2 separate regions of the Mus musculus genome follow, and region 2 is linked to region 1. The links are chromatin loops, found by intact Hi-C in ENCODE. Cell type or tissue: left cerebral cortex. All regions are shown on one strand. Each heading gives the region's core, and the rest is flanking DNA. Links, peaks and the distances in the headings are about the cores only.

What was found. A loop is a pair of places that touch in the nucleus more often than their neighbours do. Peaks named below come from ENCODE experiments on the same cell type or tissue, not always from the same donor. Only the 100,000 strongest peaks of a DNase experiment are listed, where the experiment ranks them.
Region 2: it touches region 1 in a loop (2.5-fold over the local background); 14 of 42 quality-filtered maps call a loop at or near these places.

The regions. Positions count from the first base shown.
Region 1 is chr11:115,480,973-115,486,349 of GRCm38, reverse strand. All of the region lies in intron 2 of Armc7 (armadillo repeat containing 7), which reads right to left. Among named protein-coding and RNA genes, the nearest start is that of Armc7, 8.0 kb to the right of the region's middle. In left cerebral cortex, for the core only: CTCF peaks have their summits at 362, 561 and 2,408 (motif pointing left); DNase peaks (open chromatin) are centred at 992, 2,430, 2,773 and 4,315; H3K27ac peaks cover 2,677 bases.
Region 2 is chr11:115,711,993-115,717,369 of GRCm38, reverse strand. No RefSeq gene overlaps it. Among named protein-coding and RNA genes, the nearest start is that of Grb2, 6.1 kb to the right of the region's middle. In left cerebral cortex, for the core only: a CTCF peak has its summit at 2,633 (motif pointing right); a DNase peak (open chromatin) is centred at 2,632.

The sequences.
Region 1 (5,377 bases), core at 271-5,270:
GCAAGCGTCAGGTGGAGCCCAGAGGCACACAGAGATCAGGGAGCCTGCAGCCTCTGACCTAGGTCCTCTGCAGATGCTTGGCTGAGCTCCTGGTGCTCCTGTGGGAGTCCTGGGGGGAAGCAGGGCTTGCCCCGACTCTTGCCTACCGTGGGACCCTTTTTTGTCCTAGGGCTGCCTTGCCCAGCCTTGCCATGATGGCGTGTGCCTGCTCTTACTGCAGCTTGATATGCCGTGTTTGGTTGATGTCCCTAGGAGGCCTGCTCTTTTTGGATCTGGGAGAGAGAGAAGGTGGGAGGGAGAGACTCAGGAGAGGGGAGGAGGAGAAGGGAGAGGGGAGGGAGGGAAAACTGCCATAGGGATGAGAATATATAAAAGAATTTTTTTTTTTTAAAGATTTATTTATTTATTATATGTAAGTACACTGTAGCTTTCTTCAGACACTCCAGAAGAGGGCGTCAGATCTTGTTACAGATGGTTGTGAGCCACCATGTGGTTGCTGGGATTTGAACTTCAGACCTTCGGAAGAGCAGTCGGGTGCTCTTACCCACTGAGCCATCTCACCAGCCCCATAAAAGAATTTTTTAAGATTTAAAATATATTTTTAAAAGCTAGCTTTAGGACAGAGCTTGCATGATCTCACTTAAATAAGGACCGAAGCCATGTGAAAGCAATCCACAGGGACAAAGCTAAGAGCTGTGCCCACCTGGGGTATGTGGGAGAAACAAGACACAGCTTGACTAAGGAGCTGCTGGTGCACATGGGAGCACACCTTAATGGACTCAAGGATTAATTAAACTGCCACTTGTGTCCATTCATCAGACGCCCAGATAGTTACAAACCAGAAAGGGTGGACCGGGCGTGGCTGCGGTGGACGCTTGCGAGGGCTCCTGGGCTCCATCCTAGTACCACCAAAAAGAAAGAGAGGAGAGCAAGCCCTGACTAGCTGAAGAATTTGCTTTGGGCGGACAGAGATGGGGGCGGGGTGGAAGAGCTAGAGGCAAGAGGCAAAGGCTGGGCTCTGTTGGACACCAGTAACCATAGAAACCCCTGAAAGATGGAACCTGAGATGAGAGAGCTGGACTTGGAGAAACAGGCGACAAGTAGGAGCTGGTGCTGGGAAGGGCTCAAAGGGATTTCCTGGGGGTTAAAACGGTGGGCAGGCGGTGGGAGCGCATGGCTTTCATCCCAGCACTTGGGAGACAGCTAGATGCAGGCAGATCCCTGAGTTCAAGGCCAGCCTGGCCTACACAGAGAGACAAGAAAGTGAAAACAAAAATAAGGTGTCAGTGAGATTGCAGGTAAGGGTACCTGAGCATGCCTGGTAACCAAAGTCCAACTCAGGGACCCACGTTAGGGTGGGAGGAGAACACTGACTCCGCACAGTTGTCCTGTGACCCCCACATACATGCAATGGCATGTATACACGCCCCTCCCACATTACATGCACAATCATAATGCAATACATTTTTATAAAAAAATAAACAAAAAAGCCTCACTGGGCACTAATCTGTTCTTAGGTTTTACTTCAGCACCCTGAAAATGCTTGTTGCCGGCTGTGAGTAAGAGGAAAATACACACGAAACGTACTTCTATTGATGTATATATGCATGTATGCACATGATAAGGCCTTCCTGTGTAGCCCTGGAGGGCCTGGAATTCCTCCATGTAGACTAGGCTGGCCTTGAACTTCTGGAGATCCACTAGCCTCTGCCTCCCAATGCTGGGATTACATCATGGACCACCATGCTGGGATCACTTTCTTGAATTCTGGAAATCCTGTACCATACTGGTCAGCTGTGTCAATTAAAACACACATAACTGTTAGGCCTAAAATAAACCTGCTTTATCTCAAACTAGAAGAGACACTCTGCCTAGGGCTCCCAAGTAGCTGGGACTGTGTACACCCGACATTATACTTTACTGGAAAAGAAAATGACAGGGGCGGAGAGGTGCTTCAGAGGTTAAGCCTGACTGATCTTTAAGGGTCCAGGTTCAATTCAGCACCAACATGGCAGCTCACAACTGTCTATAGTACCAGTTCCAGGGGATCCAACACCCTCACACAGACACACACGCAGGCCAAACACCAAGCACACACACACACACACACACACACACACGAATGAATGAATGAATGAATGAATGAATGAATGAATGAGGAAAAACAACTCTCTTAAATGTCAAAGATATTATTAATTACAAGAGAAATACTTTAGGAGGCAAAGGCAGGCAGATCCCTGAGTTCAAGGCCAGCCTGGTTTACTGAGTGAGTTCCAGGACAGCCAGGGCTATACAGAGATACCCTGTCTCGAAAAAACAAACAAACAAACAAACAAACAAAAAAAGAGAAATACACTGTTGGTTTCCAAAGAGGCTGTAGAGAATTTAGCCATTGAGCACTGCTGCCCCCTGGTGGCAGTGACGTGTATCGCAAGATCTACGAAGCCAATTTAACCAGACTTCTCAGAGGAATGAATCCTGCTTTAGCAACAAATCTGTCAAAGTGCCCTGTGGCACCCTGAGGATCAGTTTTCAGAGAAGCAAAATCCTCCTGTGGTCTTTGCATCTGCATGTTGGCCTGGGATGGACAGGAGTACACGATGTTTTTAACCAGAGCTTCCGCTCCGTTCTTTTATTCACTCTTGAGTGTTACCCTGGCTTTAGAGCTGGTGTCTCAATCCATCCACTTCTCAGCCGAAGTCGCAATCACCAGCAGCTTTCTCGTGACTAAGACCACTGCCCAGTGGCTGCTAGTTCCTCTGTGAGCTTTGGGCACCACCAGGTGCAGCAGGCAAACTCCTAACTGCAGAGATGGGCGCAGCCAGGCTTCTCAGGGAGATCAGCACCGTAAGTGCTCCCACCAGGCGCTCCAAGGCGGACAGTGCTTTCAGCAGCAGAACAGGTGCTTGGCAGTGCTCCCCTCTTAGTGCCAGAGGCAGTCCAAGGTCGGAAATGACAACGGCCATTGAATCTGCATCCAGCTCCCACTGGGACTCTCCTCTTAAGTCACATATGACAAATACAAGAGCATCGAGATCGACACAGAGCCCCAGAGACAAAAGGCTGAGAGCTGGAGCCGCACTTGCACTTGAAACCTGAGATTTAGACTGTGTGAAGACGGCAGGAAAGGGAAAACAAAACAAAACAAAACAAAACAAAACAAAACAAAACAAAACAAAACAAAAAACAGTGGTGAAACAGACAGATCCTGGGGGCAACTGCCCAGAGCAGACCCAGTCTCCCATAGCGCCTCCAAGCTGGCAGAGGAGCATCTGAGGTGCCCTGTGCTGGCAACACTGCCTTCTGGGGCTGTCTGGAACCTGGAGGAACATCTCTGTGACTGGGCAGTTTTCTCCAGAGTCAACAGCCTACTGTAGAGAAGCTCTATGGCTCGCTCCCCAGCAGAAGCATGGCCACTGTCACCACTCAGAGGGCAACAACAGTGCGGCAGACTTGGCTTTTAAGACAGTGTAGCCTTGGCTGTCCTGGAACTCAGTCTGTAGACCAGGCTGGCCTTGAACTCACAAAAATCCAAATTTCTGTTTCCCAAGTGCTATGATTAAAGGTATGTACCACACAACCACCTGGTTTGTTTATTTGATGTATACGAGTACACTGTATCTCTCTTCAGGCACACTAGAAGAGGGCTTTGGATTCCATTAGATGGTTGTGAGCCACCACATGGTTGCTGGGAATTAAACTCAAGACCTCTGGAAGAACAGACAGTGCTCTTAACTGGTGAGCCATCTCTCCAACACCCTACTTTTTATTCTTTTAAACCACAGTACTCATTATGTAGATCCTAGCTAGCCTGGAACCTACAGAGATCCTCTGGCTCTGCACCCTGAGTGCTGGGACCACAGGGGTGCACTTGCAGAGGGTTCTAAGAAGGGGTCCTGTAAACTGAGGCTTGCCTCAGACTCATTATATAACTGAGGCTGACCATGAACTCCCGATCCTACTTCCTCCTACTCTGGGGCCGGTTTTAGATGCTTTAGATTATCTAGAATAGCATGCCTCTAGAAGAGCAGGGATCCAGAGCCAGTAAGATCTAGACAACTGGGCTCCCTTAGCCCAGGTACAGAGGGCCCCATAGGGATGTTCTGAAGACCCCTAGATTCCACCCAGAGCCCACCAATCTCCTTTCATCTGAGGCTCCATCCCTCAGCCTACAGCTGCACCAGCCTCTTCTGGGTCCTGCCGCCTACAGTGAATTCCCTCAGCATTGCACTTAACAGAGCATCTGCTTGTGGAGGCTGAGGCCAGATGGAATTTTTTTTTCTGTCGTTGGTTTTTTAAGACAGGGTTTCTCCATGTAGTCCCAGCTGGCCTTGAACTCATGGAGATCTACCTATCTTTATCTCCCAAGTGCCAGGATTAAAGACTTGGGCTCCCAGCCATAGCTGGGATTTCCATGTGTCTCAGAGCGCCTGCACTGAGAAAAGATGGGAGGCTCTGTATCCTAGTCCTGTATTCCACAAACATCAAGAAGAGTGCGGTGTCTCTGAAAACTCTAAATCACACTGTGATGTATTCAGAGATAAAAAGTGTCACTGAGCTGTTAAGCTATTCAACTGAGTCTCTGGGTTACAGGAAATGGAGGAGACAGAAGGAGGAGCTAAGTCACTGCTGCGTACACAGTAGCTCCCCACCACACGTGAGGCTGTAACACAGGTGGAGGGCTGGATGTGCTATGCACAGCCTACACATACACCTACCATTGTCACTTTATATCTCTGTGAACCAGGGCTCTCAGCACTGACCTTGTCACAGCAAAGCCATCAGAACTCTGAAAACCACTGAGGATGGTCTATGTCCCATAGTCTCAGCATTCAGCCAGGTTTGCGTGTATGAAAAATGAACCATCCATCTTCTTAGTGTGCAAACACTGTCCTTAATAAATAGTAAAATCATACCTGTACCAGATCCCTGCCCCCTTGGACAGGGAGGGTCTCATGTAACTCAGGCTGGCCTCAAAGTTGTCCTGGTTTTTTTTTTTTTTTTTTTTTTCGAGACAGGGTTTCTCTGTGTAGCCCTGGCTGTCCTGGAACTCACTCTGTAGACCAGGCTGGCCTAGAACTCAGAAATCTGCCTGCCTCTGCCTCCCGAGTGCTGGGATTAAAGGCATGCGCCACCATGCCCGGCCAAAGTTAATTAGCTGAAAATCATCCAAGATTCTTGGTTCTCTTGCCTCCACCTCCCAAGTGTATTTTATATAGCGCTCTCTCTCTCTCTCTCTCTCTCTCTCTCTCTCTCTCTCTCTCTCTCTCTCTCTGTGTGTGTGTGTGTGTGTGTGTGTGTGTACAAGCAGTGGTGGCATAGGCCTTTAATCCCAGTACCCAGGACAGAGGCAAGTAGATCTGTAAGTTTGAGTCCG
Region 2 (5,377 bases), core at 176-5,175, 230 kb before region 1:
ACCTAGCTGTTTTAGAAGAAGAGAAAGAAAAAAGGCAGGAAACCAGGCTTGGTGGCGCATGCCTTTAATCCCAGCACTTGGGAGGCAGAGGCAGGACGATTTCTGAGGCCAGCCTGGTCTACAGAGTGAGTTCCAGGACAGCCAGGGCTACACAGAGAAACCCTGCCTCGAAACCCCCCCCCCCAAAAAAAAAAAAAAAGGCAGGAGAGGAATTCAGCCTCAGCATTCAAAGGCGGCAGAGTTTCCGTCAGAGATGAGGAAAGGCCTCGAGGGCAGCCTGAGCACATCCCTGTGGTTTCTGCTACCCTGGTGAACCAGGCAGGAAGCTCATTTGAGTTTACTGCTTCAGTGAAGACTGGGGGTGTGGCTCGGTTGGTACAGTGCTTGCTTAGCTTGCACAGCCTACTCTGAGCTGGGTGTGGTGGCATCGGTTGCTTGTGAGCTGCCCGATGGTGTTGGTGCTGAGGACTGCGCCCAGATCCTGTGTGTACTGGGGTGGCAGTGGGGGAAGGGCAGTAGTTTCTCTTATCCACAGAGCCATCTCTTGAGCCCCTGACTCCACTCTATGTCTTTAAGGATCAGAATGAGTCCTCGGAGAGATGTGGACCCAGAAACAGAAAAAGAGACAGAAATAGAAAAAGGGCAAGCCTCCTCCAAACTTGACCTTGGAGCCTCTTCCTTCAGAGAACTGTCAAGGCCAAAGTCCGTCTGTTCATTGGGCTTTTATGGGTTCATTTATTTATTCTCTGGCACTGAGAGGCATCAGCCAGTTCCGTACCACTTTCCTGGCATTTCCCAGCAGCAGGCGTTGCGAAGTCCTAGGGAAGCCCTTGAGGGACATTCCCCCAAGTCCCTCCCACCCAGGGCTATTAACAGGTTGATTCCTGTAATGGGAGATACACAAGGATTCCCAAGAGTCACATATTCAGAAGGCACTGACATTCAGGGGTGGTTCCAAAGGTGACAAGCCTGAGCCACCTGAAGCTGCTTATTTACGTTCATATTTCTGGGATCTTCTCAGAAGTAATGACTGAAAAAATTCTGGGATCCCGGAACCTCAAACACACCACAGCACACAGCCTCCATTATAGATCTGTTGCACTTAAAAGAATTGTTGACCATTTTCTCCACCTTAGATGCCCACTGCTCTATCTGGAGGGGCTCCAGCCTGGCTCTACACATGGCTGTGTTTGCTATTCTAAATGACTCAGACACCATTTCCTTTGAGAGCCTCCATGATCTCTCTCTCTCTCTTCCTTCTCTATGCTTTGTTTTGTTGTTTGTTTGGTTGATTTTGTTTTTTCGAGACAGGGTTTCTCTGTGTAGCCCTGGCTGTCCTGGAACTCACTCTGTAGACCAGGCTTGGCCTCGAACTCAGAAATCCACCTGCCTCTGCCTCCTGAGGGCTGGATTAAAGGTGTGTGCCACTACTATTCCTGGCTCCTTCTCTCTGTTTTTATTAATTTTACTTGAGGCCTGGTCTCAGTGTGTATCCCTGGCTGACCTGGAGCTCACTCTGTAGACCAGGTTGGCTCCAATCAGGCTGTCTCTGCCTCCTGAGTTCTGGGATTAGAGGTTGTAGTGGTTATTCCTGGTTGTCAACTTGACTATATTTGGAATGACTACAATCCGGAATTGGAAGGCTCACCAGTGACCCTTATCTGGAGGCTTGGAGATCCTTTTCTGGATCTTGGTTTGAAGATCTTAAGCCATAGTGGCTATGGATTCCAGAAGATTGAATCTCCGAGTTTAAGGAACACACCTTTAATCTGGGCTACGCCTTTCATCTGGGATTAAAGGTGTGGTGGGACACACCTTTAATCTGGGCTACACCTTCTGCTGGAGACAATATAAGGACATTGGAAGAAGGGAGTCTAGCTCTTGCTCTTGCTCCTTCGCCTGCTTGCTGCGTGAGACTGAGTAACTGCTAGATCCTTGGACTTCCATTCACAGCTGCGACTGAACAATTGTTGGGAATTGGGCTGCCGACTGTAAGTCATCAATAAATTCCTTTACTATCTAGAGACTATCCATAAGTTCTATGACTCTAGAGAACCCTGACTAATACAGAAGTATGCATGCATCTCTGACTTGCACCCTTCCAGGGCTCCTAGAGCTTTGCTCTGTTGTATCCCATTATTTGGAAGTGAGAATTTATTACGACTACTACCAGTTTATAAAGTAATTGGGGACAGTGATTTCTCTGAAAGCACAGAGGGGCTGGGGAGATGGCTTCATGAGTGAGAGCACTTTCTACGAAAGCGGGAGGGTCTGAGCTCAAATCTCCATCCAGCAGCCATGCGAAAACTGGATATAGCTTTGTGTGTCTGTAAGTCCAGCTTTGGGGAGGGAAGTCAAACAGATCCCATGAACTCACTGGCCACCCAGCTGAGCCAGAACTATAAGCTTCAGGCTCAGCGAAGGAAGGTAGAGAAACAGAGAGCTTTGTCCATGGGACGAGTGGGGCGGGGGAACCTTACGGCAGCTGAGCTTCCAGGTCAGCTGAGCAAATGTGAATAGAATTTTGAAACACTAAACAGAAGCAAGGTGATATGGGTGTCTCAGGCGATGCAAAGCAGGCCAGCTCCCAAGAGGTCAGCAACAGATAGGCAGCAAAATAGTCAAATTCAGGGCAATGCCTAGGTCTCACCTGCAGGTGGCACTATGAAAACTCATAAAAGTCGCAGGTAGAAACCTTTTCTGTCCTCTAAAAGTTACGACCGCCCCCCCCCCCCCCCCCCGCAACAGCAACAAAGGTGGGGGTGCACAGAAGCGGGGGGGGGGCATGAGGGTCACAGCAGACACACTTCTGGTGACTAATTTACATTCAGATGTGGTTGAGTTGGTCAGCAATTCCTGTTACAGTTTTCACACACCATTTTAGTACAATTACTATTCCTTTCAAATATTATTTTCCAGATCTGATATATTTAGATGATTTTTTTTTGGTTTTTTGGTTTTTTGGTTTTTCGAGACAGGGTTTCTCTGTGTAGCCCTGGCTGTCCTGGAACTCACTTTGTAGACCAGGCTGGCCTCCAACTCAGAAATCCACCTGCCTCTGCCTCCCGAGTGCTGGGATCAAAGGCGTGTGCCACCACGCCCGGCTTAGATGTTTTTTTACACAGACACCCTCAGAGTATTTTTTTTTTTTAATTACAGTTACAGCTGAAACAGACATACGTAGTTTTTTGTTTGTTTCAGGAGCTGGAAAGATGGCTCAGTGATTAAGAGCACCGAATGCTCTTCCCAAGTTCGATTCCCAGCACCCACATGGCAGCTCACAACCGTCTGTAACTTCAAGAGCTGACGCCATCTCACATAGATATACATGCAGGTAAAACACCAGCGCATGTTGCCGGGCATGGTGGCGAATGCCTTTAATCCCAGCACTTGGGAGGCAGAGGCAGGCAGATTTCTGAGTTTGAGGACAGCCTGGTCTACAGAGAGAGTTCCAGGACAGCCAGGGCTATACAGAGAAACCCTGTCTTGAAAAACCAAAAAAAAAAAAAAAATAATAAATAAATAAATTAAAATAAAATAAAATAAAAACAAAAGCACTAGCGCATGTAAGATAAAAAGAAATTTTAAAAGTCCTTTCCACTGTCTACTGTTTTTCTGAGTTATCCATCACCCATTTCCTTAGCGCTAACTCTTACCACCACACAACAAAGCAGCCCCATTCTTACCTCCATTCATCTGCCTATCCACTTATTTCCTTCATAATGGGTGCCAAGAAGAAAACAAGGAAATGTGCAATTGTGTCTGTCCCAAAGCTCTGGACCAGGTAAATGAGGCCAGAAATACAATAGCGAATTTTATAAAAAATTATTTTAATTATGTGTATGCATTGGGAAGGTTATGGATGTGAGTATTGGTGTCCCAGGAAGACAGAGGCTTCACACAACCATGAAGGTAGAGGTACAGGAGGCTGTGAGCTGTCCTGTGTGGATGCTGCCAATCAAACTCAGGTCCTTTATAAGAGCAATACACACTCTTACCCATGGACTATCTGCCCAGCTCCCTGCCTCATTTTATTTCTGAGAAAGGGGCTGATGTAGCCCAGGTTGGCCTTAAACTTGCTGTGTAGTGGAGGATGACTGGGACTAACCCCCTGACCCCCTTCCTCTTCGTGCTTGAATTATGAGCGTGCACAACCAACCATACCTGGGTGTAGCAGGAATTTTGAAGAAAACACTGACTTGGGGGCCTAAATATAGGAGGAAAGACCAACTGAAGAGAGGAAATTGCATTAGCAAAGATATGGATGTTCAAAAGATATGGCACCTTCCGGAAACCACAATGGTTCGGTATTAAGGGAGTTGGTGCTAGCTGAGAACTGAGAGGGGCGTGTTCACAGGCAGCAGCTGATCCTTAAAAGCCTTGCAACAGCCTTTAAACATTATCTCGTAGATGATAAATATCTTAGTTCTAACTGGTTTTCCTTTCTGTACTCACAGTGATAAAGTGGTTTGGCGATGAGAATCAGGCTGTGGCCCAGCCCTGCTTCAGCACAGCACAGCACGCAGTGCCCCGAGCTTCTCCAACGGTCTCAACCCCAGACTGCATGCTTCTTCAGCCTAGACCCCTCACTTCCTCTTGGGCTAACCAGAGTCCCAACCTAAACCTCAGTCCCTTTGCGTTCTTTGGTTCTGGAAGAAGTTCCCGGTTGTGTGCTCCCAAAGCCACCAGCCCAGCCTGGGTCATATTTTTAGAACTATGTCTTTTACATTCTGTGTCAAACCCTAGGCAGAAAAATCCTTCTCACTGGAGGGGACAAACATAGGCACTTTTGGATCCTTCTACCTGCATGTCCTGGAGTGTTGCATCCTCCACTCAAAAGCCGGCAGGCACACCCTCACTTCCTCCCGCCACTTCCCTGTACCACCCCCAACCCAGAGACTTCCTTTTTCCTCTAATATCCTCTCTGACTGGTTGGCAGTACAATCTGCTCTAAGTATAATTGCAAACATTTGCCTAGATAGAAGAGGAGTTAAGGCTCAAGGTCTGATTGGAAGTGTGATCTTTTCTTGTTTATTGCTTGGAACAGGGTCTTATATTGTCTAGGCTGGCTTTGTATGTCCTATGTATCTGAGAGTGGATTTGAACTCCTGATTCTCTTGACTCTACCATTGGAGTGTCGGGATTATAGGTGTGTACCACCACACCTGGTAATAATTTATTATTTATTATTACTATTATTTTATTTTATGTGTATATGTGGTTTGTCTGCATGTATGTGTGTGTAATTCGTGCATGCTCGGTGCTCCGGGAGGCCAAAGAGGGTGTTAGATTCTCTATAACTTGAGTTAGAGAACAGTGAACCACAGGTGGGTGCTGAGAATTGAGCCCAGGTCCTCTGAAAGAGCAGAGTGTGATC